Regions from separate parts of the Homo sapiens genome. Here regions 1, 3 and 4 are each linked to region 2. Evidence: chromatin loops called from intact Hi-C (ENCODE). Cell type or tissue: IMR-90. All regions are shown on one strand.

Region 1 (8,000 bases), 150 kb after region 2:
TTTGACAATGAGACTAAACATGCTGTTAAGTCAAGATTTTTTTTTTTTCAGTTTTTTTTTTTAGCTTACTCTTGAGTTAGCTCAGACAACACCACTTCTACGTATCTAATTTTTGTCTGGGGATTTTCCCCTTCCCCTCTTTCAGTCCCTAATGTCTGGAAAGGGTTCCAGGCTTGTCCTAAGAGTGACACACATCACTCAAAGTCCAATTACATTTCCTTTGTCACAGTGCTCAATGCATTTTATTTATTTATTTTTTTCTTTTTCTTTTTTTTTTTTATTATACTTTAAGTTTTAGGGTACATGTGCACATTGTGCAGGTTAGTTACATATGTATACATGTGCCATGCTGGTGCGCTGCACCCACTAACTCGTCATCTAGCATTAGGTTAGGACAAGGCTGATGAGACCTTCTTTTCAGCCCTCTACAAAGCCAGGTCTTCTCCTGGGCTTTTCAGTTTTGTCACCCAATTAATGGCTATGCTTGATACCTCAGATTTAAAAACTTTACCACGGATAAGATCTTTACACAGAAATCATTGTCAGGAGTAGAGTATAGTAGAGTATAGTAAATATTAGATCTTAAAATATGAAAACGCTAGGCTGAGGAAGTAGAGTGGAAGGCACTGAGAACCCCTATTCACAGCTTAGAAGTTGGCGTTTTATGTTGTTTGGTAGTGTAGCCATATCTTACACTGCTGTATCTCAGACCTCAAACCATAGGCCTATAGAGGCTGCAGCATTATGGAATTTGGAGGAGAAATTCAGGATATTGAAACACATGCCTGCCTTTTGTGGCCTTTTAGAAGGCACAATAAAGGTCCCACCAGAATTAGACAAACTGATGTTGAACCTTCTATATCTGAAATCAGAGAGGAAGGAAAATACAATTTGGCTAAGAGATGCCTTTCTGCATGAACCCTGTAAAATAAGGAAGATGAGAATTGGGTGATCTGGAATTTTGCAGGTTTAGAAAAGTTTATTCTTACCGTAATCATAAATTAGTGCAAACCTAATCAGGAAGATAGGGATCGTATCAGAAAATACCATTAGAATGTGGGGCTAACTTCTTTTCCGATCACTGCTGAGCATATCTTGTTCCCTACGTGACAAAGAGGATAATGACCCACATTCTTAAGGTGCGGCTGGTTGGTGCCTGAGTGCCAGATGAGTTTTCTTACCTCAACTATTGTTTCAAATTGCTCTGGGCAGTACAAAGTCGAAGGTCACTAAGGGAAAGACTTCAGGGATGGACAGAGCACCGGTCTTATCACTGAGAAAGAGAAATTCTCAGGCTGGAATCCAATTTCAAGGATCATGACTCAACAAGATATCTGGAGACTGGCTTATGGAGTTCAGTATATGAAACTAGGTAAGACCTCAAATGTTCCTAAAGGAGGAGCCAGACAATTCATAGGAGGAATTGTCTATGAATGTTTAGTCTCTAAGAAAACCCTGAGGTCTAAGAAATGTTGTCAACAACAACAGTAATAACAACAACAAAAACAGGCTAATAATGGGGACAGTTTTGGCAATGCCGTGTTAAGATATGGTCACAGAAAACAAAAGACCAAGAGGATTCTACCAAAAGCAGAAAAGGTAGCCATAAAGGCAGAGGACAGGAGCCATTCTCTCAGAGGGAAGAGCAGGAAGAACTTGACAAGCTGGGCAAGGAACTCATTCTCCTGCTGGGACAGGCAGCCCTTCCCATTCCTGTCCAGCTGTGTGTGCATTCATTAATTCAGCAAATACTACTGTACCTACTATGTTCCAGACAATGTAGAAATACATAAGTAAATAAAATAGAATTTGATACATGCATTGAATCAATGATTACTAATGTTTCCCATCGCACCCTGTTTTTTTGGTTCTCTCTCCACCATTGTATATTGGGCATGTTGGGTACCTTGTGAGAACTGCACATCACCCATTAATCTTAAACTTGAAGTGGGGTGAAACCATCAAATGAGATTTTACTTTTTCTTTCTGGAGACTGAGTGAGTATATTATATATGTCATATATGGATGTGGGACACTCTCTCTCTCTCTCTCTCTACATACACACACACACACACACACACACACACACACACAGATATACATATTAGCACTAGAATTGTATATGAATGTTAGGCAGCCAAGAGATTAACCGCAGTGGGTGGTTGCTATTTGTTTCTCCATCACCTGTTTCTTCTTCTTTCAGTACCAGACCTAATATTTTGTATGGGATCTACTTCTTCTCAGTCCACACAGTCTAGGTATGGGTCCACTTACAGCTCTAGAAATGAAGTGCATGATGTAGTCCTAAGTCATTCTGATTGCAGTGGTTGATTGAAGGATGGGTATGAATGGAGCAAGTCCAGTTAAAGTGAATCCCAGGATGTGGACCATGTTAGGAAAGACTCTCACTAGTTACTACTAGATTTTAACCTGGCATTAGGTAGCTCATGAGCTTCTGACATCTTGTGAGGATGAAGGAGGAGTCTTTTTGAGAATGAAGCCAATACAGATGAAAAGAGATAAACTGAATCCTGATAACATCATGTGGGTAATAGCATCCTATCATAACTGAATCTAGGTCTACACTTGAATACTTCTCTTTCTGAATCAGTAAGCTGACATTTTAATTACATTCTACTATCTGGTGTTTGATTTTTCAATTACTTAAAAAACAACTTTATGTATGTGCATGTGTTTGTATGTATGTGTACAGAAAAGACAAAGACATGCTACTGGCACTTTTTGAGGGTCAGACTGTGTAGGCTTTAACATTTATTATTCATTTGTTTCTTTATACACACAGATATTATACTTTAAAAATGTCCATACATGAAGCTATTGACAAAGCCTTATGGAGTCTGGAGTAGTTACAGAATTAGAAACACATGATTGATTGACCATAACTAAGAGTGCAGAATGTCGGAATCTATTGGTTCAAGTAAATAAGGAGTCATAAAAAACACTGTAGATAAAAGAGGGCCCCAGGAACTGAATATGTTAAGTAATCTTCTCGTCTGACAAAGTAGCCTGGGAATGTCCAACACAGCAATAAGCTATTATTCAACAGACCCAGTGAGGGACATCAGGAGTTCCTCAATCATACAATGTAGATTTCTTTTCCTCTGGGTTGAGAAGCATTAGCTCCCCATGGGGGAAGACTTTGGACAAAAATTCATGACTGTCAACTCTAGTAAACTTTTTTTGTATCTTCGACTCTTCTAATCATTATAAAATGACCTTACAATGTTTTCTATAATTGAAAAATACTATGTAATTCCCTTTAGAAGAAGGAGCAGTTCTTGGTTTTATTACCCATCTTACCCACAGTTTCTACCATACATAAGTTAGGGTAGTAGGTTACTCTTATAAAAATATTTCCTCAAATTTAGAGGCTCAAAGAACAAGAAGTTAATTTTTCTCTAGAAGTTCAAGATGAGAGGTCAAGGTCTCTGGGATGTACGCAGCCACCCAGATTCCTCTCCTTTTGTGACCACATCATCCTTTAGGGCCTTGCCATCATCTGCATGGTAGAGACTGAGTTACAGACATACCCAGGATCTAGGCTGCAGGAGGAGAGAAGAAGCCAGTTGTCTCAGTTCAAGCTGCTATAACAACAACAACAAAAACAAACTTGGTGGCTTATAAACAACAAACATGTTTCTCACAGTATTGGAGACTGAGACATCCAAGAACAAGGCACTGGCAGATTTGGCCTTTGGCGAGGGCCCTCTTCATGGTTTGCAGATGGCCACCTTCTTGCTGGGTCCTCAGATGGTAGAGAGAAGAACCTCTGGCATCCCTTTCTCCTCTCACAAGGGCACTAATCTTAGAATGAGGGCTCTGCTCTCATGACCTCATCTAATCCTAATTATCTCTCAAAGGCTCCATCTCTTAATACCATCACATTGGGGGTTAGGACTTCACCATATATATTTTGGCTGGATACAATCATTCAGTTCATAATACTCATCCACATCCTGAAGGCCTAGATATAGGAGGGCAGGCACTTTCCATTGGAGAAAACCCAGTTAGAGGATCACTACATGGAGAGGTGGGAAATGTTTCCTAGCCATGAGCCTAGAGGCAGGAGAATAAAATTGGGTGGAAAATAAGTCTCTTCATCTCCTCATACCCCCCTGAAAAGGGTCTTTGGTAAAAAGGGGAAAATAGGCCAGTCGCGGTGGTTCACACCTGTAATCCCAGCACTTTGGGAGGCCAAGGCGGGCGGATCACGAGGTCAGGAGTTTGAGACCAGCCTGACCAACATGGTGAAACCCTGTCTCTACTAAAAATACAAACATTAGCCGGGCATGGTGGCGTGTGCTTGTAATCCCAGCTACTCAGGAGGCTGAGGTAGGAGAATCACTTGAACCCGGGAGGCAGAGGTTGCAGTGAGCCAAGATTGTGCCACTGCACTCCAGTCTGGGCGACAGAGCGAGACTCTGTCTCAAAAAAAAAAAAAAAAAAGGTTTGGGGGATATAGAAAAATCTGTTAGTCTATTACAGCCCCAAAGCTATGATGATAAGAGGAAAGTCAAGTTAGCATGGGAATAATCTACTTGTTTTAGAGACATTACCTTCTATCAGACCTTATAACCATTCTCCAGGTTGAAATGCAATGGAACCCACTGAGTGAGACCAGAATTCTGGAAGATGATCGAAATAAAAGGATAGAACAAGGAGGGAGGGGAGAGAGAATGTATTCCTTGGTGCCCATCCTAGCTTTAGAAATCTTTGTTTATGACTGAAATTCCATTCTTAGTGGTTCATTTCTTTGGTATTCAAATACTCAAACAGCCAGAGTTCCTTAGAGTCTAAATTCCACAAGACAGGGTAATACTTTTAATCTCTTATATCACTGTTTTATACAAATATGCTTATGTCATTGTCAGAAGGATCTGGTATCTGTGGGACTCTGAATAGATGGAAAAGTTCCCTCACAAGTGGTGATGAGAGAAAAGTTACCTCACAAGTGGTGATGAGAGAAAAGTTACCTGACACACTCTGGCTTATTTCACAGGCATGGAGCGCCATCCACTTAGCTGCTGGGGTTTTCCTGAGTTTTATCTTTCCTCTCTACTCATTCTAAGTGTTCTTTCTGGATGAGCTCACTGAATCACATGCCTTTAACCACCTGCTAGCCACAGATAACTCACACATTTATTTCTGTAGCCCTGACCTCTCCTCAGGCTTCCACTCATTTGCTCAGGGACTACCAGATATCTCTACCTGCATGTCCCACGGACACTTCAAACTCACTCTGTCTAACACTCTACTCATCTTTCCCTAAAAGTAAGCTTCCTCCTGGATTGTCTGTTATTTGTTGGTGCCAGCATCCACCCAATTATCTCAACCAGGCACTGGGAAATTACCTTTGAATCAACCATCTTCACCATTTTCTGTTTAATCACTCAGAAAGTCCTATTCATTTTACCTCCTAAATGACCCCAAACGGGGGGTTCTTAATATATTGTTTATGATCCTGTATACAGAAGTGTTGTAACGACTGATTGACAGGTTTCCTCATCCTAGCTTTGCTCCTTCCTCATTGCCCCCACTCCAATACATTTCAGATTGTTGCTAATAAAATACACAGAACTCCAACCCAAGGTTTCTTAATTTATCTTTTATGATCCTGTATACAGAAGTATTATAATAACTGATTGACAGGTCTCCTTGTTCTAGTTTCCTCCTTCCCCACTGCCCCCACCCCACTACATTTTTAGATTGTTGCTAGAAGGACCTACCTGACCATCTAACTTACTTGTGTAATACTTTTCCACAACTCCCAATTACCTGACAAAGTCCTACATGTTCAGAACACAGCCAGGCCTTTCACAGCCTGACTCCTCCTGATTCTTCACATGCATCTCCCAGAGCTCCTTTAACAGCCCTTCTGCACCTTCCCTTCTAGCATTAGCTCCAATTGCCTGAACACATCTTGCTGATCCAGTGTGTGGCTCATGCTTCTTTCTTCCTCCATAGTTTTTATCATGGTGTTGCCTCCTTTTCTTTTATAACTCAGCCTGGGAGCACCTTCTCGGAGGTATCTTTCTTGACTACCTTCTTCCACCTCCTCTACTTGGTTAAAGGCCCCTCTGAGTGCTTCCATAGTCCCCTATACATTCCAGAATTATTTCTCCACTTATGACCTTGTGTTGAAGTCATTTATATTTCTAGCTCACTGGTTAGATTGTCATTTTCTCATAGAAGGAACCATATCTCGGTCTCTTCTTTCCTAAGTGCCTAGATATGGCATATATGATGCCCATGATAAATATTTCTCCCGTTGAATTGGCTTCTTCTGTGAGGAAAGTATGCCCTGTGCAGGACAAATGACAATTATGAGTGAGATTAACAAGAATATCACCAGAAGCCCTGGAAAGTTCAATATCTGCTATCACCTGACCTGTACCTGCTGATATTGCCAAAAAGAAAGGGCTGAAGGAGAGGGTGGGACTTCTCCAGGAATGACTGAAAAATGCACCCCCAACTCAGCCCATTTGGAAGCGAGGTGGTCCAGCTACTTCCTGTTGGCATGTGGTCATGTCAGAGCCTCAGACATGAATTGGGCTTCAGTTTTATTGTTGTTTGTCAGTTGGTTGGTTTTATTTCTTCTTTCTCTTTCATTATTCTTTGTCTAAACAGGAAAATCATCCTCCCAAATTGTTGATTGGCAGATCTTCTATTTGTCAATGTATCTCTAGATCCCCAGATGAAAGAGAAAGGATGGACTACCTTTAGATATTATCAGAGAGCAAAGGAGACACAGCATGAGAGAATGTAGCCAAGAGATAAATAAAAATAAAATGAAAGATAAGCAAGTTTAAGGTTTAAATACTTAATACCTTGTTTTCTGAAAGCCTCAGAAGGAAAAGAAAAGAACAAAATGCCAAGCGTGTTCATTTGGATGGTAATTAAATTGCAGTCCCATTGCTGTGATTAGTATTCCTGTGCTATGCTCACTTTAAGGAAGTGGACAGGTTGGTGTTGGCCCTGAGGGTAATTGTTTCTGGGTCAGGTACTGTTAGCTCCACACTCTATGCCTGTATCTCCCATCACAGGTTGGATGTTATTGGCACCTTCCTGCATTTGCCAGTGCTCTAGGGATACAGATGGAAATGTGTTAGTATAAATCAAAAATATTCATATTGTAAGAATCACTTTAATAGGTGCTTGTAAGGTGAAAATTCTGGTTTTAAATTAAATTTTATTTTATTTATTTATTTTTTTACAAAATAATATATTATTTGGAAGCGAGGTGAATAAATTTGTATGTGGACTATAGGGGCCTTTTAAAAACAAAGAAGCACAGGTCCCTGAACCTTGTGTTTTCAAAATCCAAAGTTGCTGCACTCCGCCAGGGTGGAAAGGTCCTAGTGAGAGGGAATAGCAAGGGTTCTGAAATAAAACCTCCATGGAGGTAGAGAGAGGCTGGGGGCCATGTGCACCTTCGTACTGAAGCAGGTCATCAGGGTGCTCAGATCTCACCTAGGTGAAGCAGGCGGCACTGGGAGACCAGGCTTAGTGTAGGCTGGAATACTCTTCACCTCGAAGAACTCCTGGAGCTAGGTCAGGACTCTAAACTTTCTCCAGTGGCAAAGAAGAGCCCAGTAAGCAAGAACAGCACAATCAGATGCCTCGGCTTTTCCCAGCTGTCATCTCCTGCAGAGGCCTTTGTCTGCTTCCAAAGCTACCAACCCCCGGGGGTGGTGGCTGTAACCTCCTGCTTTTCGTGGGCCTCAGCTCGAAAGTGAGGTTGCCCACTGCACTTTGAGAGGTTTGTGTGGGTGTGTGCATGTATGAGCATGCAAGGAAAGGCTCTAGACTGGAGCTGAGGACAATCTCACAATAGGGAGGTGGCAGTTCCAGCCATTTATTTAGAACATTAAAATTAAATATTGCCATCTTTTTCTCTCTACCCTGGAGAAGTTGCATATATCCATAACATGAATATAAATCGTAGTGAAGTCAGTTAAGTTGCAGATTCAAAAGAGACA
Region 2 (8,000 bases):
TTTTCATGTGTACATGTAGAATGCATGTGTGGTGTGCATACAAAATAGGCTAGAATGGAGAGCATGTAGGCTTAGTCACCGAGACCTGAGCTCAAAGCCTGGTTTTGCAATTTATGTTTGGAGATCATTGACAGGCTGTCTCACGTATTTCAGTGGCAGCTTTCTTATCTGTGACAGGAAGACCAAATACTCACTGCAACTTATAATAATTAAATAATAATAAATGTCCAGTGCTCAGCACATAGAAGGATTAAGTGGAAACACAGTATAGATAGTTAATAAACTCGTAGCTTCATCTACAGTAACAAGTAGTCTTGGGGAAAAATAAAACTAGCCACATCATTAATTTTTCAACCATTAAACCTTGAAACAATCACGCATGTTTCTCTAAGAAATAACATAAAACAAATCATCCTTTCGTTTAACAAATGTTTATCCAGTGTTTACTCTGTGCCAAGTCCTGGCTGACAAGAAGCACTGTGTAATGGGGCATGTGACAGTGACCAGTCAAATAAGACACAGTGAGGACTGGGAGATCCTGAGGCTGCCACTGCCAGATGGACGTGAGGCTAAACTGGCCCCTTTGTTTGTTTTCCAAGTAGGAGCTCTTGGATAAATATTTTGTGTATAAAGTCAATGGAGACCACGCAGTGTGAAAGCCTCCTCCAAAATCATTATTTTCAGACAGTTCATGCAGGTGAAAATAATGCAGAGGTCATAGATAACACTGTAACAGCTTAATTATGGGAAATTAGAGAGGGGCCCATGATAGAGCACAGCATTTCCTAAATGTTCCTTGCCTAGAGGACCCTAGTTTTCTGAAATAGTAATAGTTGTCCCACCACAAAATGACCCTTTTGTCAAACAACTTTGGGAAACCTGCATTAGGCAAAGGTCAGTGAATTTTCTTTACTTTGACATTTCTCAGAAGCATTGATAGTCTGAAATGTGTTTGCCTAAGAGGGAGATATCGAAGACCATCTTTCCTGCAGTTATTTGACAGCAGAGCCCTTTTTCCCTCAGAGCGCTTATTAACATCCTGTGGAAAAGTGATTTTTGGGTCACCCCACTAGGAACATGTGTCCCTTGGAGCCACATGAGACAAGTTGTAATGGTCATTTACTGGAGAAATTGGCTGGATTGTGCTAACAAAGGGAGAGGAAACCAAATAAGAAAACTGACCGTCCTCCGAGGGTCAGGATTTTCTTTTGTTTTTTTAGCTCAAGGGTCCAATGTTCCCGGGGAGCGTCAAAGTGGGTTCTTTCTGCTATGACAGCGGAATACCCATGAACACTGGGCGGGAGAGGGTTGGCCAGGAGCACGCCCCGGGGAACCTGTGTGGTAAGAGACCTCCAGTGGGGGGCGGTGATTTCACTCCTAGTGGGCTCAGCCCCCACCAGAAGAGCTTCATTTGACAAGGAAAGGCATTAATAATGGAAATGGATTGAAGGTAACACTGACGTGCAGATCAGGAATAGCTCACACGGTGATGCTCTTGCACTAGAAGCAGAAACTATCCTGGGATCTAAAGAAATCACTTAAGAAGAAAACATTTCCTCTTCATTGAGCCTCAGTAAAGCTGCATGAGGAGAATTCTGCACAATTGTTCGTACTCTAGCTTAGAAAATGGAGTTGATTAAGTGGAAGGAAACTTTAAAAATGTGACAAAGATGATGAGGTGATTAAGGGGTAGGTTTTAAGTAGCAAGATGTGGGGAATTTAAGATGTATGACTAGTAGCGGTGACAGTGAGGTTTATGATAGCTGCCTATAAATACCCAATTAATTGCCTAATGTGGCAAATGAGAAGAAACAGGCTTTTACCACCAAAAGGGAAACTTGAAGTATATTAGGGAAACAGTATTTAACAGTAGGGGTGATTTGGCTGCCATGATACGGAGAAATCAGTTGTGTTATTTGGATAAAGACTTGGAAAGGTACTTTTCTTCCTGATAACATCCTGGTGTCAACAGATTATTTTTCTTTAAAAAGGATGCATACATTTTCATATTTCTTAGGAGCAGAGATTGAAAAATAGAGAAAACTATTTAATTTGCTATAATTCAGGTTGCCTGAAGCCTCCAAACATGTTTTCCCCCAAGCTGAATTATAGTAATATCTTTGACGGTAAGAAGCATAAAACAACTCTCTTTTTTTTTTTTTGAGACGGAATCTCACTCTGTTGCCCAGGCTGGAGTGCAGTGCACTGGCATGATCTCAGCTCACTGCAACCTATCCCTCCCAGGTTCAAGTTATTCTCCTGCCTCAGCCTCCTGAGTAGCTGGGATTACAGGTGCCCACCGTCATGCCCAGCTAATTTTTGTATTTTTTTTTAGTAGAGATGGGGTTTCACCATGTTGGCGAGGCTGGTCATGAACTCCTGACCTCAGGTGATCCTCCCACCTCTGCCTCCCAAAGTGCTGGGATTACAGGCATGAGCCACCCCTCCCAGCCAGCATAAAAAATTTTATGCATTGTATTATACTGTATGTGGAGCTACACCTGATAGTGTAAGCCACAATAAGGCTAGTTGTAGGGCACACCTGATAACACTCGCTAACACTTAGTGAGCCTGAATATGAATTAGGTGCTTTATACAGGAGTATTTAATCAGCACATGGACTCTCGGGGTGTGGCATTAGAATCCTCATTTCACAGGTGAGCAAACTGAGCCTCAGATAAATTAAATAGCCCGAGGAAGGTCACATAACTAGAAAGTCACAGAGTCAGAATTTGCATTCACTTCTGAGTTACTCAGAAATCCATGCCCTTTTATTGCGATGCTCTACTGCCTCCTGAAGGCATTTTTTGATTATCACTTTTATAAACTTTAGGCTTAGTTTATATGAAGCACTCCTGAGAGTGAAATGGTTCGCTCATGTTTGAGAGTGGGTGGTCACCAGGGGTGTTACTCAGGCTTGACACAGATAATCCTGTGGCATGGCTTCAGCAAGCAGCTTGCCCAAGGTTGCACAGAGAATGAGATTGGCCAGGCTAGAAGGAAGGGCGGTTGGCTCCAGCTCACCGGGCATTCATATGGTATATGGAGGAGAACTGCCAGATCTCAGAAACAGCATCCAGATTTGATTATAACTTCTCTTTGTGGTCTTTGAAGCTTTGTGTTATTTCTTCCCTTCACTCGTGGAGTTAGGATCTATTTTCACATAAACAGAAACGATTCCTCCTTTCTGAGCACTTCATTGTTGGTGGCATTGTGGAATGTCCCAGGAAGGGGGGAATGGGGCCAATTAGAAAGGAGAAATTCTTCTTCGGCTTGCGTGTTTATATGAAAATGCCAAAGCCACCAGCTGTTGCAACAGCAGGCCTAGGGTAAAGCTCTTCCCCAACTGTCCTGCAGCATATATACAGCAGAGGGAGGTCTTTTCAATAGGCTCAATTAGAAAGTGGAAAACAGAAAGCACCCCCACCAAAAAAAAGTGTGGTCCTGTGTTCTTGAGTTGCACAGCAAACTTTGGAAATAAGCACTTAAGTATACTTTTTATTTCTGCAAGAAGTTCCCAAATATGAGCATGGAAATGACAACTCAAATTCCAACCATTCCCTGTTAAATGCCTTACCTCAGCTCACCACTGAGGAGTTTGTTCCTTGAGTAGAGAGAATGTAGATTGAAAAAAATTAATTTCACATTTCTATTTATGGGACATTTGAGACAAACAGCCCATCAGTGTTACTGTTACCTCATTCACCTTTTTTAGCCATCAGGACTGACTGCTTATGTCTTTTACATTCATGGGACACATTTCAAATATGAGGAATTCAGTTCCATAGCAGGATTTAAGCAGAGATGATATATATCATCTTATTTGGCTATCTTTATAAGGCTTTCTTCTTTTCTTCAAAAAAAATATAAATGGTATATTAGTACTGATGGAAAAAACAGACCTGACAGGAAGGTTAAAAAAAAATAAGTGACTTAAACAATTATTCTGGAATCAATTCAAGAGAGTAGGGTGGAGTAGAGTCTGAAACCAAACAATATAATCCCAAAGATTATATTTGTTAAATGAAGCTTAATTGGGGCTGTTTTACTGCATTGAACTGGCTAAGGAGTTTTCCCTGTCAACCTTCCTGATAGAGGTAGTTCCAATCCTATTTCATCCCTCTGCTACCTTCTGTACAAGGTGAGCTGTCAATTTCTTGGAGAGGAGTAAGATCACAGCTGGGACTCACACACAGTTCTTCCAAGCATGCCACAGGTTGGGGCTGCAGTGTTCTTTCTGTGGTGTGGAGGCTCCTCTTTCTCTAGTATTCCAATCCTAGAGGTTCTTTGTGCTTATGGTATCTCAAGTTATAATCAGAATGGTATAGTGGGGTTTCATAATCTCCTTTGCCAGCTTATAGCAGTAGAGTCCCTACATTCTCAGAATGTGTAAGTGACAGCTTATTTCATATTTGGCATTTTAGATTCAATGAGATTTAACAATAGTTTTTATTAGTTAATTTCTCTTCATTTGTAGTGAATTACAGATAATTTTCTTTCTGATCCTTTTTTCTAAATCTTTAGTTGTGAAATTTTCCAGTAAGACAAATACAAACAACTGTCATGTAAATACATTTGGTCTTAAATCAGATTAGAACTGTGGACTCTCCAAACCAGAGGTTCTCATTCCAGTTGAAATACCAAGGTATTTTCTATGGAATTGGATTCTCTTCATTTCAAAAAAAGTAAACTAAATAAACAAAAAAAATGGCTTGAAAATGCTTCTTGGTCTCTTTACATTCAAACTCCTTCCTGGAATCTGAAGAGCCTGATACAAATGCTTTCAGGGACATGCCATTAAAGAAAAAAAAAAACCCTAAAAACTGTGTTTTTCTCCTGAAATAAAAAATAAAAAATAAAAAATAACGAACTATTATAAAGTCATCTACTTTAACGATTTGGGTATTCATGGAGCTGAAAGAAAAATGAGCTATTTAGAAAAAGAGGTTTCTAAACCAATATAAATTGCCAATTATGTTCTTCTTTATCTTTTAAGTTTCCTTTGTCCTTATGTAAAGGGTTTAGGAGGTAATAATAAAGACCAAGGGAAGGCCCATACAGGGGGAAGAAACTGGAATTCATGAGTTAAAAAGAAGTAGAGGAGATACTCATATTTGAGCAGTTTCTGAAGTAGTCTAAATCTTTCACCCAGTCAACCAGGGCGCCTTCTCTCAGATGCAGGGAAACCCTCTGACCACAAGGCCCCTTCCTGTTCTTTTCTTGAATATCAAGCATCACCCTCTAAGTTTTCAGCCATGTATTTTCTTTGGACTACTCTTTTTTACCTTTATTAAATGCTTCACATATATGAAAGGAAATGTCAACATTCAACCTTTCGTGTGAGGTGGGAAAAGGCAAAAGTTTATTTCGGTGCTCTCCTATTTAAAGACAACAGAACTCTGTTGTAATATAATTTTTTATACTTGAATTCCAACATAATATAGTTGAAACCATGAAGCCCTCAAAAGTGTAGAAAAAGTGATACATATCATCTATATACAAATCCTGTTGTCAGTCCTGGTATAACTAAATTCAACCTTAAATCTTTAGTTATTTATCTATTTAGAGACAGGGTCTCACACTGTTGTCCCAGCTGGAGTGCAGTGGCGTGATCTCTGCTCGCTGGAACCTCTGCCTCCCGGGTTCAAGCAATTCTCCCACCTCAGCCTCCTGAGTAGCTGGGATTACAGACACATGCCACCACACCCAGCTAATTTTGTATTTTTAGTAGAGATGAGGTTTCACCATGTTGACCAGGCTGGTCTCGAACTCCTGACCTCAGGTGATCCACCTGCCTCGGCCTCCCAAAGTGCTGGGAAAATCTTTATTTAATATATGGATATTCCTGTCATTTTTTCTTTGTTCCTGCAAATCTAAATTCCTGCAAATCCTGTCAATTTAGTATTTTTCCTAATAGAAATTGTAAACTTCAATATGTTACTAAGAATTAAGCTTTGAAGCAAATAATTTTTTCCTGCCATATTCTCTTAGGGTATGTATAGAGAACTGCTGGAGTATTTGAAAATTAACCAGTAGTCAGTTGTAGATTTTAGCAAATACACATATTTTTCATATAAGCAATCCAATCCTATCCTCCTGGCCTATATATGCAGTTTGAGGTGGATATGTGTTCACGTGACATATTTTGAAATTCCAAGTCAAATACTTTAAGTGTTATACAAATGTAAGTTACTGGTATTATTACTGTGTATGTGACATTTAATTTGCACTATGGGGAATTTAACAATATTGGATGAAAGCGATAGCCTGGATATAGTAGTAAAGGCATGAAAACTGGTGCCCACACTTAAGGAGGCCTTATATTGATGATGATGATTACATAACAGCAATATCTCCACATCTAACCTAAGAAATGTTTAGATATGTACTGTCTGGATTATTTACTTATTACATGCTTTTGAAAATGTTCCAGTGACTTAAGACTTTTGAATCTATCTTTTGCAAAGGAAGAGAAAAGTCTACTTAAACCACAACACTAAAAACAAGTTGGCTTACAGGAATTGACCCCCTGCATTAAAGAAAAACAAAAAACATAGGTGGCGTCTTCATAGAATTTTTCTCAAAAGGGTGTAATATTAATTCCTGTAACTTAAAAAAGCCATCTGTATAGAGTTTTGTACCCAAAATATATGCCCATAGAATGTAAATCACATGATATAAAAGAAAACTATATGGTATTCCTAAGCCCTAACATTCCCAAACCTATCTGAATGGGGCATTTTTCAAAATGCTATTGGTCCAAAGGGTCTCTCATGGGACCCAGATCTGATATGAAACCACAGAGGAGAGTGACAGGGTTAGTTGCCTAATTAGGATGGAGCAGCCCATGGATGTGAGAACTTGGAACTGGGCAGGCCAACTGGTGTGGGTCAGAGTGGTGGCAGAGGATGGCCTACCTCTGGGCAATGGAAAGAATGCTGACCCATCAGGTGGGGCACAGTAACTGGTAAATATGGTGTCAGAAGATTTAGCAAGAGATGAAAAGGTGCCCTGATAGGCAGTGGACAAAACACACAGAGATCGTAGGTTCAAGAAACATCACAGAATCCTAGCAAATAGGTAAGACAGAGGCTTCAGGTAAATCCTTCTGGATAGCAGGGCCTCAGCCACAAGGCCAGTATTCAAAAGCAGAATTCAATTCCTGACATTTAAGAAAGAAAAAGCCAAGAACGAGATGGAATCATTGATTTTCCCATATCCTGGAAGGACACAGTTACCAGAATAGTTTTAAGGGTGGAACTGAGACCAAGGGAAGAAGGCAGACTTTTCAAAACTTGAACAAAAGGTAGGAATTCATTTCAGGACACATTTGAGCACCATGACTGCGTCTGAAGACATAGTGAGGACTGGCCATGGGTCATCTGAGCTTGGACCAAGAATGCCCCATACTCCCTCAGGGTCCCAGGCTCTGTAGAAATTGGGGAGGAGAATTAAAGGGCAGAAAACCAAGCAGCATATTATCCAGATAAGGTTTTCAGCTCAGTCTTGGGCTTCTTCTCCTCCATTCAGCAGGTAAGATTCCATAGTCAGGGGCCTCAGGCTGCTTCACTACCTATTTCTTAGAACTCTGCACAGCTTTAGTGGAAGAGGCAGTGGCTGCTCAAGGAGGGTTCACAGCAGCAATCTGCAGGAAGCCTCGGCTGCTTCCTGTGTCCCTGGAAAAGTTCTTGGGAGTTTCCTAGAGTCCTCAATGGCACCATGGACTCTTGTTCTCCATAAAGGATATAAGAATGATGTTTCAACTCGCCTTGGCCACTTCGTGGGAGGCACCTTTTGACCAGGAGGCAAGGTCACCCAGGAATCTGTTCAGTGTGTTTAATGCCAACAACCCCTAAATGTTTTAAACAGCACCGAGACCCACTCTATCTTTCTATGACCATTTCTAGGTAGAATTATGTTCAACATGACCAATAGCAAACGTTGCTTCATAAAAGAATACTTGCTGTGAAGATCAGGCTGGATGCTTAAAAACTGAGCCC
Region 3 (8,000 bases), 530 kb before region 2:
GCACCTGGTCTTTCTTTCTTTCCTTTTTTGTCATTATTCCTTAATATCATTAAATATACAGTTGTTTTTCAGATTTTTCCCAATTCTCTCTCTCTTTTGTTTAGTTGGTAATTTGAATTGGGATCCGAATAAAGTAATCATAGTAGTTGAGTTATATATTTCTTAAGACTTTAAATTTATAGTTCCTTCTCAGTCTTTTTTCTTGAAATTTGTTTAAAAAACCAGTTAATTTATTCTGTTGTGTTTTTTGATTTTGCTGAATTCCTGTGATGTTAATTTTTTTTTGTTCTTTATAAACTGATCTATAACTTGTTCAGGTTTGTGTGTGTGTGTGTGTGTTTTTGTTGTTTTGTTTTTTTGGCCAAAAATACTTCATAGAAGGTGGTGTGCAGTTCCACTAAGAGGCATATAATGGCTGGGCATTACTTTCTCTGTGATGTTGGCAGGCATTGATGATGATTTCCCAGATCTGTGAATTTATTAGGAATTACAAAATGTGCTATTCTAGTTCTATCATTCCTTCTTCATATATTAGTTGGGAAACTTTTGTAAGGGGACTCTTTCTCTGATCAGTTATTTGATTACCCTGAGGTATAGGCAGGAGAGATGCACATTCCCTTTATTTACCAATTGCCATAATAATGAATTTTCCCCTAGGCTTTACCAGTGATGGCTATTTTTTTTTTGTAATATCATTATGAACCCACAATATTGAGCATATTTGATGTGCTTCAATTTATTGCAATTATTATCCTTCTTGATGCTCACATTCTCAGGCCAGTAAAGGCCTTTCCGGGTTGGCTTCTGCGTCTTTTTGACATGACCAATAATTTTTGATAGCTTCCTTGATTTCTGGTAAAACAAGATATTCCAGGAACATTTTGTACCTTTCCTGCCCCATCCTGGAATCAGCCATTTCTTCAAGGACTGTTAGTTCCTCTTAGTGGGAAGTGGTATTTACATACTACTGTCTGATAGTAGGAATCTCAGTGATACTGGGTTAGTCTTTGATTCTAGGCCTTTTTAGTGGATGGATAAGAAAATAAATATTAAAAAAGAATATGCGCTGGGTGCGGTGGCTCACGCCTGTAATCCCAGCAGTTTGGGAGGCCAAGGCGGGTGGATCACCTGAGGTCAGGAATTCAAGACCAGCCTGGCCAACATGGTGAAACCCTGTCTCTACTAAAAATACAAACATTAACCGGGCATGGTGGCATGCGCCTATAGTCCCAGCTACTCGGGAGACTGAGGCAGGAGAATGGCTTCAACCCAGCAGGTGGAGGTTGCAGTGAGCCGAGATTGCTTCACTGAACTCCAGTCTGGGCAATAGAGTGAGACCCCGTCTCAAAAAAAAAAAAGTCCTGGTGCGGTGGCTTACACCTGTAATCTCAGCACTTTGGGAGGCTGAGGCAAGTGGATCACGAGGTCAGGAGATATCAAGACCATCCTGGCCAACATGGTGAAACCTCATCTCTACTAAAAATACAAAAATTAGCTGGGCTTGGTGGTTGCGTGCCTGTAGTCCCAGCTACTCGGGAGGCTGAGGCAGGAGAATCACTTGAACCTGGGAGTTGGAAGCTGCAGTGAGCCGAGATCGTGCAACTGCACTCCAGCCTGGTCACAGATCAAGACTCTGTCTCAAAAAAAAAAAAAAAAAAAGCATCAGGAGTTTATACCTCCTATCATTTTAATTCAGAAACATCCTACACTAGAAAATGAGTAGAGAAATAAACAGAATCCAGGTATGTATGTACATTTTGAAGAATTACATTACTTACTATGAAACATTTTATTGCATTTTATTCTCCTTTGAGGTAAACAGTCTATTGTTGGAGTTTCTGTAGTTGCTTAGAATATTAATCTTAACCTTCTAGCTAATAACAATGGTATTACTTTTAAATATACACTGTTTTTGAACTCATTACCAGGATAGGTCTTAGTCCTCTTTGAAACCTGCTTCTTTCTTGTCTCTAGTAACCTATCATTGACCAGGTCTGTATCTTAAAGAGTGCTAGGTTTGAGCTGTCCTTGAACTGACAAACAATGGAGATGAGGATCACAAGTGAAATGGCATGTATAGAGGCCCAGAGGAATTAAAGAGTTTGCATGTCTGAAGAACGGCTATTCTAAGTATGCATGTCACGTGGTGGCCAGAGATAAGATATAGGTAGTGAGTGGGGGCTAGGTCACAAACAATTCAGTATGTCATGCTAAGGAACTGTTATTTTTATCCTACAGGCAATTTCGTAAGAATTTCAATAAGGAAATGTCTTGATTAGAATTACAAATTCGAAAGGCTTTTGTAGCCACATGAAGAATAAACTGAGACAGGGGAAGTGGTAAGCAGGCTATCGCAGGACATGAGAGGCTGGATGGATTTGGGAATTACTTGGCAGGTCAAATAATTAGGAATTAGTGATCTATTGGATATAGGCAGGAAGTAAAAGAATAGAGTCCAGGATGGCCCTTAGGTTTCCTTCAGTTTGAATTAGTGAATGTAGAAGGAGCAGTCTGGGTTGGTGGCATATGAATGTGACTTAAGTGGGATAACTTCTTCTTAGGGGTTGTCAGCTTGCATTCCCTTGGACTTTCTGGTGGAGATGTCCATACATGCATAAATATATATAAACATCTTTTTATTTAAGGACCCAGACTTGGGTTCAAATCTAAGCTCTGTTACTTCCTATTTGTGTGACCTTGAGTAGGTTAGTTAACCTTTCCATGTCTCAGTTATAGTTGTAAAAAGGGGATAATTCATAGAGTTGTTATATGAATTAAACAAATAATTGACAAAAGTCTAACAGAGTGTCTAATACACAATAACTTGATAAATGTTGTCATTGTTATTCTAGATACGGGAATTTCCAGTATCTTGTTTAGAAGGGATGAGATTCATTAGAGAGATGAGAATGAGAAGAGAGAGGACCAAATATGGACTGTTGGGGAATGCCAACAGTTGAACCTCAGAAACTCAGTTGCCAGGAGTCCTCTACCCTCAATAGGTTATTTCAGACATCACTGGAGGGAGCAGAGGTTTATCTCTGTCCTATAGCCGGTTGTAACAAGTGTTGTTTTTATTCCCAGACTTATATATTCACATTCACTCATTTATTAAACATGCTTTTGCTAAGTTACTGGTAGACGTAATTCTAGGTGCTAAAGATATTGCAGAGAACAGTCACCTTGGTCACAGGCCTCAGGGTACTAACATTCTAGAGGAGAGAGATATCCATCAAAAATATAAAAGTATCCACTAGTGATAAGTACTTTAGAGAGAATGAAAATATCATAAAATGCTAGAGAATTCCTAGGAGTCTATGTTAGATTGGGTGGTAGAGAAAGCTTCTCTGAGGAGGATGTAGTAGCAAGCCATGTGAAGATTGGAGAGAAATACATCCTAGGTTGTGCAAAGGCCCCACCTTGGGAATAAGCTGTGGAGAACACTAAAAACAATATCAGGGCCCAAGATAGGGCATTGGGAAAACAGACGAGCTGAGGCCAAAGAGTAGGTAGTAACCAAGCCATGTGGGGCCCTCTAAGCCAGGATAAAGAGTGGAGGTTTATTTTAAGTGACTTGGAAAGCCCTTAAAAAGCTTTAGGCAGGAAAGTAGTGTACTGATTTACCTTTTCAAAAGGTCACTGTATGGTTGAGCGTGGTGGCTTATGCCTGTAATCCTATTACTTTGGGAAGCTGAGGTGGGAGGATTGCTTGAGCCCAGGAGTTGAAGACTAGTCTGGACAACAAAGCAACACCACATCTCTACAAACAATTTTAAAAATTAGCTGGATGTGGTGGTGCATGCCTGTGGTCACAGTTACTTGGGAGGCTGAGGCAGGTGGATTGCTTCAACCCAGGAGTTTGAGGCTTCAGTGAGCTAAGATCACACCACTACCCTCCAGCCTGGGTAATAGAACAAGATCCTGTCTCAATCAATCAATCAGTCAATCACTGTGATCACAAGAGTCAAAAATGAGGTAGGGAGAGCAGAAACAGGTGGCTAATGGAATAGTCTAGATGAGAGATACTTTATTTTGTTCTCTTTTTTCCTTTTATTATCAAGTGAAAGCCTCATCCTGAGTCTCTTGGTTGCTTGGAAGCCTCAAAGCTGTCCTTGAACAGATCCCTGTCGGGAGAGTTGTTTTGATAATTGAGGTTCTCCAGGCCTAGAGCAGTGATGACCTACTGAAGGTCGTTAACCTGACTCTTAACCCAGGGCAACAGGGGTTAATGAGTGGGGTTCTAAGAGTATGAGCATGTATTCAATTACTTTCTTCTGAGGAGAGTTCATAGCTTCTTACCAGTTTGTCAAAGGGACCTGTGACCTCCAAAAGTATAACCATTAACAAGACAGTGTGTTGAGCACTGATGGGAGAGAGGGAAAACACAAAGTCAGACATAATTAAGAAGAAAAATGGGGTAGGCAGGCCAGATCATATGGCACTCAGGGAAAATATTAAGAGATAATAAATCTTTTCCCCTTAGCTTCCTCCCTGTACGTTTTTACCAACGTCTAGAAATTCACGTTTTGCTTTCAGTGTCCATAAATGCCACAAGATGGCGAGGTTGCTCCTTAAAATGAATGTGAATTACCAAGTGGAAGAGAGGGAGAAAGAGAAAGAAAATGTGTGTTGGGTATTCCTCTCTGATTTTCCATAACTTCCCTGATTTTTCTTAGCTCTTTACTTGAATATAAAGTAGAATCGATATGCATACATTTTTCCTCTTTAATTTAGATTTTAATCATAGTTGTTTTTGGAATTGTAAAGCTAAAAATAAAATTTAAAGGAACTATCTGGATCCCAGGCTTAACATTTTTTCTACCTCTTCATTAAATTATTAATGAATAATTTCATTCTGCACATCACCAACAGAGTAATCTTAGTAAAATACCATTTTGATGTTCATTCTCTGCTTTAAAATTTTATTTATTTATTCTCATAAAATTTATTCATAGTACTGGTAGTCAGTATTTAAATAGTTACAAGTATAAGGTGAAAATGTGGAATAATTTTTGACTCCTATTATGGAATATATATGTTTATTATTATTATTATTATTATTTTTGAGATGGAGTCTTGCCCTGTCGCCCAGGCTGGAGTGCAATGGCACGATCTCAGCTCACTGCAAGCTCTGCCTCCCGGGTTCAAGCAATTCTCCTGCCTCAGCCTCCCAAGTAGCTGGGATTACAGGCATGCGCCACCATGCCTGGCTAATTTTTTGTATCTTTAGTAGAGACAGGGTTACACCATGTTGGACAGGCTTGTCTTGAGCTCCTGACCTAGTGATCCACCCACCCCGGCCTCCCAAAGTGCTGGGATTACAGGCGAGAGCCACGTTTATTATTATTATTGTCAGCTTCTTCGCTATTATGAACAAGTGCAAGATTCCACGTACAAAATATCTTAATTTTTATGGTTTATTAAACAACATAATTTAAATGCTTAGATGTCTATTGTCATCATTTGACATACCTCAGGGTAGTTTTCTTTTTGTTATTCTCAACATTTTGTAGAAAAGGTAAGCTAATATATTATTTATACATTGATTAATGCATCTTTAGTAATTATGTATATTTAGCTCTTGATATAAAATTCATTTTGCTTGTGTTATCTAATCAAATTAAATCCTCATAAGAAATCTATGAGATAAATGTGAATATTGCCATTTTACAGATGAAGACATTGAGGCTTAGGAAGATTGAATGAATTGTCAAAGATTTAATAGTTGGCAGAACTATAATTTGAATCCAGATTTTTTTTAATCCTAAAACTCCCCTTTTTCCCTATACTTTACTGCTTCCAATGAGAGCAACTATTCCTTTTCTCTTTAATAGAAATACTTAGAAGTTGTAATTTAAAGTAATTAGGATATTTGTGTCTCTCCCTTGTTCTAAGCTGAACAAAAAGAGAATTTTTCCTGCAGGCCTTTATTTAGAAGAGTCCTTTTAGAGTTGCACTGATGGTGAGGGACCTGGGTTTGTCCCATTTGAGGGATTTGGGCTCCTGGCCAGAAGCACCTGATTTTCCGAACCTAGAGTTAACTGAAACTTAATTTCTTTTGTTGACTTCCTGCTGAGATAACAGGTGGTTCACAGTGCACAGGCCTTCCTGCCGATGGTGGCAGCTTCTTTCTGTTCCTGGAGACTTGTTTTGTGCTGGGGACTACCAGTGGTTTGAAAACCATTGCTTTGAAGGCTGGAATCCCGGGCCAGGGTGCCCTCTACAGCAGCACACTACCTGCCCTGGAACTCATTCTCTAAAACTTGGCGTTATTTCTGCACAGAGAATGTTGGCTTATAGTTTATTTCTCTTTATTTGCTTCATATCCCATTTTTGTTCTTCTAAAGACTGAGAAAGTAATAGTTAAGAATTTATACATTTTGTTATTGATATTGGGAGATAAAACTGTAATTTACCTGAATCAAGACGTTTGGGTTTTTCAGTATGGTTTTATGTGGCCGGGCGTGGTAGCTCATGCCCAATCTCAGCACTTCGGGAGACTGAGGCTGGTGGATCACTTGAGCTCAGAAGTTCAAAACCAGCCTGGGCAACATAGTGAAATCCCATCCCTACCCAAAATGCAAAAATTAGCTGGGTGTAGTGGTGTGTGCCTGTAGTCCCAGCTACTGGGGAGGCTGAGGGGGGAGAATTGCTGGAACACAGTCAGTCGAGGTTGCGGTGAGCCCCGACGGTGCCACTGCGCTCCGGTCTGGGTGACAGAGTGAGACCCAGTTTCAAAAAAAAGAAAAAAGAAAAAAAAAAGAAAAAGATAATGGTTTTATTTTTTCTTCATGTAACAGTTCTAATTGAAAGATAGGCATAGTGGAAATAAAATTGACCATGAATAATTATTGAAGTTGACCGATGGGTTTATTATATATTCTATCTATTTTTATTTGAAATTTTCCAAGATAAAACATAAGCAGAGACATGTTTTAACACCTTTTTTTAATCATCAATAATTATAATCTTGAATTATTTTAATTCCTTCATATTAAGTGATAATTTTATCTGTGGAGTTTGTTTTACATACTCTTATTTGTGACAAAGATCATTTCTGGTGGCGAATGCATCTGGGTAGATTAATTGGTGATTATCACTCACTTTTGTGGTTTTATTTATTTACTTTTTATAGATTGTTTTTGAAAAAAATTTTTGTTATTTTTATTTTTTGAGACAGACTCTCACTCTATTGCCCAGGCTGGAGTGCAGTGGCATGAACTTGGCTCACTGCAACCTCCACCTCCTGGGTTCAAGCGATTCTCCTGTCTTAGCCTCCCAAGTAGCTGGACTACGGGCATGCACCACCACGCCTGGCTAATTTTTGTAATTTCAGTAGAGACGGGGTTTCACCATGTTGGCCAGGCTGGTTTCAAACTCCTGACCTCAAGTGATCTGCCTGCATTGATCTCTCAAAGTGCTGGGATTATAGGCGTGAGCCACCGCATCCAGCCAAAAAATTATTTTTATATAAAATATTTTTGCACTCATTCATTCCTTCAATAAATGTTATTGAACACTGTTCTAGAGGCTGGGGATACAGCAGTGAACCAAACAGAAAAACATTCTGGAGTATACACTTTAGTAGGGAGGAGACAAAATAAATCTAACAAATAATGGTATTGTGTTTCTATTGTGATAAGTGCTGTGGCAACATATATAATGAGGGTGCTCTTTTACAAAAGGTTGAGGGAGAGTCTTCCAGGTGGCTGGAGAAACAAGGCTTGCAGGCAACCCTTTCATGGCCTTCCTAAAGCAGCATATGCAGGGAATATCAGCAAGTAGCTGATGTGTATGGAAAGCTCTTCATTGGGTCACTCTGCTTGATATGAAGGATTTGGAGACAAATTTATGTAGCTTCTGATACAACCTTTATTTATTTTTATTTTTGTTATTATTTTTTGAGGCAGAGTCTTTCTCTGTTGCCCAGGCTGCAGTGCGGTGGTGCAATCTCGGCTCACTGTAACCTCTGCCTCCCGGGTTCAAGCAGTTCTCCTGCC
Region 4 (8,000 bases), 160 kb before region 2:
GTAGATATGTCTGTGGCATGAGGATGATGCTCAGAATTGTCTAGTTAGAGACAATTTTGTTTTGTTTTTAAGCTATCTTTACTTTGATATGGGGGAGGGGGCAGTTAAGTACTTTTTAAGGTACTTATGTTCAACACTATGTTCCAATAGTTTTTGGTCAAAACATGAAATGTACCACTGTCATTCTAATATAGCAACATAAATGGAATACTATAAATCTGAAGCCAGTTCTAGAAAGAAAGAGGAGAAAAGGATATTTTTTAAGTCCCATATTTATATGAAGTTCAAAACTGCTTATGGTAGTAGGCAAACAAAATTTCTTTAGTTTATCTATGTGCAGGACCCTTTGAATGGCCAGATGTATTAGTAGCAAATAGTTCAGTATTTGCTATTTGGATGTCTTAGGAAATAGCTTCCAGGTGGGAATCTGTAGAGTTTGGCATTGGGGTGTACAATCTAAAAACTCCTTGTTATTCTAGTTTACCTTTTGTCTTGTATTGACCTGAAGTTCCTAGCTCATTTGATTGGCAAAGGGAGAGATCTGGGATCTGCAGACACCAGGTTCCCCTGTGGACTGTAACCGTCAAGAACACATGTCCTTGCCACAAATCTTTGAGGTACTCATGTAATGGATTTCTGAGTGATAAAATAATACTGCTTAGAAACATTTTCTGAAGGTTTTGAGTCTGTTGTGGAAATACTTACATGAACCACAAAGTACCCTGGCTTTATGCTGTGGTTCATTACCATGAAATTCCATGATGTGGAGTATCACAGGAACCTTACGCTTTGTCTTCTAGTATTTGACAACAGCAGCTCTGCATGAGAAAGCCTAAGCCTCTAAGACAAGCTTGTCCAACATGCGGCCTGCAGACAGTTCGCAGCCTAGATGGCTCTGAATGTGGCCCAACACAAATTTGTAAACTTTCTTAAAATGTGAGGACTTTTTTTTTTTTTTCTCATCAGCTATCTTTAGTGTTAGTGTATTTTATGTGTGGCCCAAGATACTTCTTCAAATGTAGCCCAGGGAAGCCAAAAGATTGGACACCCTTTTTCTAAGATCTAACCCTTCAAATAAGATCTAACCCTTCAAATTGCCAAATTCAAAGTGTATCTAAAAAAGGATTGCCCTTTGCCTGAGAGTTCGCATTTTAAAGCACTCAACATTTTCATTTAGAAATAGTTTCTTTGGACTTTTATAGACATACTCTTTCAAGTTTTTACCTTGGAGACCTCTTCATATAACAATACTTAGAATTTTAAACATGGTTTCACTTTAAGTAATCTCAGCCCAACTCTGTTGAGTGAAATAGATTTGTTTCCTCTCTCAATTGTGTCTGCTGTAATGTAGGATCAGATTATAGGTCAACCCTCAAACCATGGTTATATACTTAAGCCATGGGAAAAACCAACCAACCAACCCCCAAACCTGAGTTACTGAGGCAGTAGGATGCTGTGCTTTGCCATGGTTACCACGGGACTGAATGAAGGGGGATGAACCCAGAAATGAAAACTTAAAAGAAACTGTTTTAATGAAGGGATCTGTCGGGGGGAAGAAGAGGGCTCCCTGCTTCTGGTGAGCAAACACAGCAGCCCTGAGCCTTTACAGCCCTTCGTATTTATTGGGTAGAAAGAGCAGGGAGGAGGAGGTAACGACTGGTCAGCTGCTTGACTGATCACAGGTTCACATTATTGCTAACAGGCTTCAGATGTGTCTATTCACAAGAAACACTTGTGCCTGGGTTGTGACTGCCCTCAGTATTCCTTCTGGACCACAGACTCAGTTTGTCAGTTTGCCAACATCCTGCTTTCATGAGAACAGTTTGCTGTTTACTCATATAGCCTCCAGTGGTATACAGAGCTGATCATGACCCTCACTCTTTTGGCTTGCAACAGTAGGAAGTCATAGTGTCCTCATGAAAACCTACTGGAACTGTTTCCTTCCCTTCTGGGATCTTCTGTTCTTTTTGTCATCCATTCTAATCATTTCTAGGTGTATGTACTATCTCTCCCTTCCATGGGATTAGCAATCCCATCCTAGACATTATTCATAGTAGTGGTAGGATTTTCCAACAGGATGACACTCTTAGGATATTCTCACTTTCTTCTAGAAATGGTAGAAATTTCCCAAACAGTCTTGGGTGGCTGCTTTTCAGAACTGCAGTAGTGATGGGATGTTGGAACAAGGAGCTGGCATAGTAATTCTGAGCATAAATAGGACTGAGGGGAACAGAACTCTCATGTGAACTTCTAGGGAAGTTAAATTCTAGGATGAATTAAATATATTCTTCACTTACAGTTATCCTCTAGTTGGTGCTCATGTGTTTTTAAGAATATGTAACCTCTATTTTTCAAAGAAATGCAACCTGAGAGTATAGAAAATATGTTGATTTAAATTTGATTTTCCAAAGTTCAGACTCTATATTTACACTTGAATAATTGGATGTTAAGAGACTAAAAGGGTTTAGATACATAGGAATATGTATGACAAATGCATAATGATAGCGAAAGTGCTTTCTTTGGTATTCTTGTGTGCCCAAGGTTACCCATAAACCCAATAAAAAAGAAGTGATTTCCTCTACTTGATTTGAAGTAGTCTCTGAATTTCTAAAGACAAAGATTACATTTTATTGATCTCAGAGTTCCCAAAAGAGTCTAGTACAATGGATTAAATATAGTAGCTGTTCCATAAGTTTTTTTGTGTAATTAAGTTCCTGTATAATGAATAATACTTTTATGATTTGAAAGTAGGATAGTACTGATAAAATCTCAAATCCCTTGAGATTTTATTCTGGATTTAGATGGTTCTCAGCCTTATGGTCTGCATAAATAGTAGCCCTTAGCATTGTTCAAGGCATGAGGCCCTGGGTTTAGGGTGTAAGTCAAGTGGACTAGAAATGAGAAAAATTCCCCTTCTTATTTGGTATGTCCTGCTTTTCAAAAATAAGTTAATGATCTTGCCATGCCCTATCATAATTAGTAAGCATGAAATTTAATTTGACATTTCATGTTTGATATGCATAAACTTGCCCCACTATTTTCTATTTCTAGAATGATCTTCCCAACATGCAAATCTGCTCATGTCATTCCCCTGTTTAAAATTCCTCAGTGGCTTCTCGTGAGTTTAAGATATAGATAATATCCTTAGCGCTATTTACAGTGAGTTACACCAACCTTCATCTTTCATTATCCCCAGTCCCCACTTTGTTCTTTAGCCCATCCTGAGGTGGCCACCATTTTTCAGTAGCCATGTTCCCTCCTGCTTCTAGACCTTTGCATAGGAGTGGGGGAGGTTCCTCAATGTGGGGGTAAAATTCCGGGCAGGCTTCTCGTTTCTGTGCTTGAGGCATATTTTGAAGGAAGAAAAAAAGTATTTTGTGACATCTTTCTGAGTGTTCGCCCGAGGCCCTTGCTATCTCCTCCCTCTTAACAAGTTTCATGATTAACAGAGCAGACAAGCAATCTCCCTGCAAGGCCTATGATGGTCCCTTGCTTTTCTCAGAAAAAGCGTGGGAACTTGTAGGTTTCCTTGAATGTTACATGAATCTGCTTGGTTTATTTTGTATTTTTAATTTTTTCTTTCTAGATCACTGGCCCTTCCTCTTACATAGATCAACAGAAGCATCTGTTTTTAGAATGTGAGAGGATGTCATGTTTTCGCTCCTCTTCTACAAGCTCATTAAGTATAAATAACGTATTTAGGTGAAGGACTTTATGCCATTGAGCCTTTTAATAGACTAGTGATCTTAACGTTACACTTCCGATGCCTAAGATATTTAAACCAAATCAGTAAGAGTAGAGAGTCATTTTCATTCAGTTTGGGGACAGGGGCCTATTGAAAACCCCCACCTTGATCGTCCCTTATTCACTTACAGAAAGAAAGAATTAGAATGTAGGCTATAGCCAGTTTAGGGTGCTTTCTGTCACTGTAAGGCCAAGTAGGAGTGAGTTAAAGCTTCCTTTTCCAAGAAATCATCACACTCCTGAGTGAAGAGCCTCACCTTTGCCCTCTCCCTATTTGCTCCCAAACGGGTTTGCCTGAGAGCTTGAGGTTCACTAACACCTCATTGTGAGTGGGAAGAACAGAACAGAATGCCAAGGAGCAGGCAAGGACAGGAGGTCAGCACGCTGACCCGGATTCAAAGGCTTGGGTTTGTTGAACAACTTCACCCAGTCCTGCCAGCCCGCTTTGATGGCCGGCGTTGCACGGTATTGGGGGCTGTGTGCCCTCTGCTGGGCAGAGCAGCACACGCGTCCGCCTCTCAGCGCCTGGCTTAAAGAATTTCAAGCTTTTGCTAACACGGGGGCAGATTTTCCTCTCAGGAGTGATGCTCTACCAGCATAAGACGATGGCCATGGAAATACAGCCTTGAGTTATTTGGGGAAATTTTATGTCAAAGAAACAAATGATAACTTACTTTATGTTTTACTCCAATCAACTTCAGAGCCACCAGTTTCCTTTCATCGTGGAATGGGGCTTTACATTTGCTCTGATGACATTCAGTTCAGTGGCACAATACACCAAAGTGTACGTCTTTATGTTCACAGACACAAATGGACCCACACAAAGAATTACCTAGTAACTCACTCTTTCCACTCAAGATATTCCGTGTTTTTTTGGAGAATACAAGATTTGGCATATTTGTGTGGCTTTCCTTATGTTTAACATAGCTCTTTCTAAAATCAAAGCCTTAAAATCTATTTGGATTTGATTCATTCATTTATTTTTCAGTCACTGAACAGACATGAATGGGCACCGACTATGTACCTGCCATTGTGTAGGGCTGTAGAGAGCAGTCAGAAATGGAGGAGAAAAGAGAATACCTACAATCTTGAGAAACTCCGTCCAGAGGAGAACTTAAAAAACACACTAATAAAGGAAGATATTAATTGCGAGGGAAACACAGAGATGGGAATAACAACACTATGAAGGGGTAGGAGTTAGGATCTGCTCTGCAGGCTGGTGAGAGGTAAGTATTAAAAGATATTTGTATGTTTGAAAGATACTTGTATGTTTGCCAGTAAGACAAGTTTGGGCGTGGCAGATAGTAGATGGTAGAAGAAATGGTGTGTGTGTGTCTCACAGGGCCTTTTGAGAGGCTGGAGTCCAAGGAGTGGAGCTTGGTGAGAGGTGGGCTAGAGTGGTAGGTTACAATCAGTTTGTGCAGTGCCTTGTCTAGCATGCTGAGCAGATTGCATCGTATTCAGTCGGAGAAGGCAAGTCGTTGAACGACTGTCACTAGGAGAGTGTGAGGGCTGCTTTTCATTTTAGAAACATCTCTCAGGAAGGTAGTGGATGGATAGAGGGTAGAGGAATGTCAAAAATAGCAACAGGAAGCTGTCTACCTTCTGTTGGAGCAGAAAAGACAAAAGAAGAAGGACAAAGAGAGTGGGGCTCCTGGAGAAAGGATTAACGGGAAAGCTTTCTAAGAGGCAGAAAGTTGATTGAAGGTGGAGGATGACAAAGAAGGAAGCATTGAAGAAGACTGAAAGTGTGGATGACACTGATAACAGGATGAGCTGAGAAAGGTTTGGTGCTGCAGTCGTGAGTTTCACTTTGGGCATATGGAAACTGAAGCGACCACGTGTGAGGATACCCACTACACAGATGGAAACAGGGTCTTCAGCTCAGAGAGAGAAAATGCAAAAGGGCGAGATTTGGGATCCTAGAGCATCCAGGAAGCGTCTTTGTGTGGAATACAGGGGAATAGAGGCAAATGGAGCCTTTCCTTGTTTCCTGCTTCCCTTTTACTTAGGAGATTAAAGTGACAGTTTCATTAACTGCTTTTACCACATTAAACATTGTTGAGGATTTGGATTTGGGTAACATTTTGTCTTAATAAGAAACCTACTAAAAAGTAAGTTTTTCAAAAAATGTTTTACTCTTACATGATCAAGTCTTTATCATGGAACCTGTCAGCGTTAACATCTAGGATTTAATGTCAACCAACGTAAGCTTTTAAAAAGCCATATTAAATCAGAAATGACTTAAAAATAAACTCTAGATGAACTTGATCTATTTAAGTTAAAGGATTAAGTTATATACATGATGGAGCATCAGAGATTGAGTCCTTTTTGGGTGGGCCTTGGAAAGGGAAAATGCAGAAAGTTCTAATTTGTTTTGCTTTCGAAGAAGAATCATCCTTTTTATGTATTCATATGCATAATTTGATCAGAAAAATGCTTGATATTCTAACCTTTTAATTAGGAGGGAGGAATGTAGAGATCATGTTGTAAAATTGTTTTCCAGGTGAGGAATCTGTGCAATAAATTTGAGAAACACTGAAGGCTTTATTGTATGCTTTTTCTGGATTTTTTTTTTTTTTTTGAGACAGAGTGTCACTTTGTCAGCCAGGCTGGAGTGCAGTGATACAATTATAGCTCACTACAGCCTCAACCTCTGGGCTCAAGTTATCCTCCCACCTCAGCCCCCCAAGTAGCTGGAACTATAGGAATGCACCACCACACTCAGCTAATTTTTAAATTTTTTGTAGAGACAGGGTCTCACTATATTGCCCAGGCTGGTCTCAAACTCCTGGGCTTAAGTGCTTCTCTCACCTAGGCCTCCCAAGTGCTGGGATTACAGGTGTGAGCCATCACACCTGGCTGAATTTTATAATTTACCTTGTGACATTGAAGACTCTGAGAAGTTCTGCAGGAACCTAGCGTTTCCCAGTCTTATTTGATGGCCAACCCAGTATTTCCCAGAGTTTGGATGATGTTACTTTAAAAGTTACCTTTATAATTAAGTAGAGCAATGTAAGTGTTCAAGCTTTTAGCCACAGAGCTCAGTTCAATTAGTAAACATGTATTGAGCTCTTTTATCATAGTTACCCTGTTAAGTCCCCAAATCATGAAGATTATTCATAAAACAATAATAATGACAACAATAATAGTAGCTAAGACTTGTTGAGTGCATACTAGGTGCCAGGAAATTTACTAAGCATGTTGCATACACCATCTCATTTAATCCTCACAACTCTGGGAGAAAAGTATCCATTTTAGAAAAGAGGAAATTCAGACCCAGAGAGGTGAAGTGCTTTTCCTAAGGCCATAGACCTAGTGAATTACAGAACTGGGTTTTAGACATGTTTCTACCTGATACTGCTGCTCACATTCTTAACTACCATAGCCCTGTCTATGGAGAATTTATGGCCTCAATAATGTCCATGAATATTTCCAAGATGGGCTTCAGGTATTTTGACTTGAGGGTCTTCAACCTGTGAGTTCTATTATTAGTTTCTGATATTCTGCATTACCCTGAAACGTCTTCCTAATTTAGAACCAAGGTAGCCCCTTTCTCTCTGAATCTGAAGCTCTTTGTATCAAACAGCCTTTTGTTGGGATGTAGTATCTCGTTTCTTCCACATTACGTAATGTAACATACATGAAGTAGATCAGGATATAGCTAATTTACAACTTTCCTGCATCGTTCCTGAATGTTCCTTTTTCATTTTTTTAAGTGGGAAAAATGAACACTATATTTTAAATCTTCCTTATACACTCTAGGCAATACTTAAACATTTAACTCTTAGCAATTTGTGTTTTTAATGGAATAGGGTTTTCCTTTTGGGTCATTTTCGTAGGGTAACTTTGGTTGTCCAAACATACTCTGAAATACGTTGGGGATTATGGTTTCAACACATGTAAGCCTAAGGCCAAAGTATGAGTAACACATGATATTTTGTTACATTTCATGAACAAACCACTGTTTTGTGGTATAATACAAAACATAGCTAAGTAGTTTAGATTACTATCAGGCATTACAAGGTTAGGTTTTCAATTTATGGGATTACTCAAAGCTCATTAGAAGTATTTTCTCTAGCTCTAGGGAATGCAGCCTAGAAAATAGTGGTTTCCCTTGTGAAAACGGTGTGTTTTTAGTCCATTTATTATATTTTTTAGTTTATCTCAATTATGTCCTTTTGTACTTTAGTACAATAGTTGAATTCACAAATAAGCTTACAAAGTCTGTTTTACCAATGAGCCAAAAATGGTAA

Evidence for each region. Hi-C counts contacts between places; a loop is a spot of excess contacts. Peaks named below come from ENCODE experiments on the same cell type or tissue, not always from the same donor. Only the 100,000 strongest peaks of a DNase experiment are listed, where the experiment ranks them.
Region 1: it touches region 2 in a loop (5-fold over the local background); 2 of 110 quality-filtered maps call a loop at or near these places.
Region 3: it touches region 2 in a loop (6-fold over the local background); 10 of 110 quality-filtered maps call a loop at or near these places.
Region 4: a loop joins it to region 2, with 8 times the contacts of the local background. A loop is called at or near these places in 4 of 110 quality-filtered maps.

Annotation. Positions count from the first base shown.
Region 1 is chr7:40,914,012-40,922,011 of GRCh38, forward strand. It overlaps a transcript of SUGCT not described here. Among named protein-coding and RNA genes, the nearest start is that of LINC01450, 62 kb to the right of the region's middle. In IMR-90, no CTCF peak of the experiment used is centred here; DNase peaks (open chromatin) are centred at 1,310 and 4,940; H3K27ac peaks cover 928 bases.
Region 2 is chr7:40,760,664-40,768,663 of GRCh38, forward strand. All of the region lies in intron 13 of SUGCT (succinyl-CoA:glutarate-CoA transferase), which reads left to right. Among named protein-coding and RNA genes, the nearest start is that of LINC01450, 220 kb to the right of the region's middle. In IMR-90, CTCF peaks have their summits at 1,489, 2,802 and 3,358 (motif pointing right); a DNase peak (open chromatin) is centred at 3,338; H3K4me3 peaks cover 464 bases; H3K27ac peaks cover 685 bases.
Region 3 is chr7:40,228,173-40,236,172 of GRCh38, forward strand. The region is part of intron 6 of SUGCT (succinyl-CoA:glutarate-CoA transferase); the gene reads left to right. Among named protein-coding and RNA genes, the nearest start is that of SUGCT, 97 kb to the left of the region's middle. In IMR-90, a CTCF peak has its summit at 4,557 (motif pointing right); a DNase peak (open chromatin) is centred at 4,559.
Region 4 is chr7:40,600,795-40,608,794 of GRCh38, forward strand. The region is part of intron 12 of SUGCT (succinyl-CoA:glutarate-CoA transferase); the gene reads left to right. Among named protein-coding and RNA genes, the nearest start is that of SUGCT-AS1, 58 kb to the left of the region's middle. In IMR-90, a CTCF peak has its summit at 4,235 (motif pointing left); no DNase peak of the experiment used is centred here.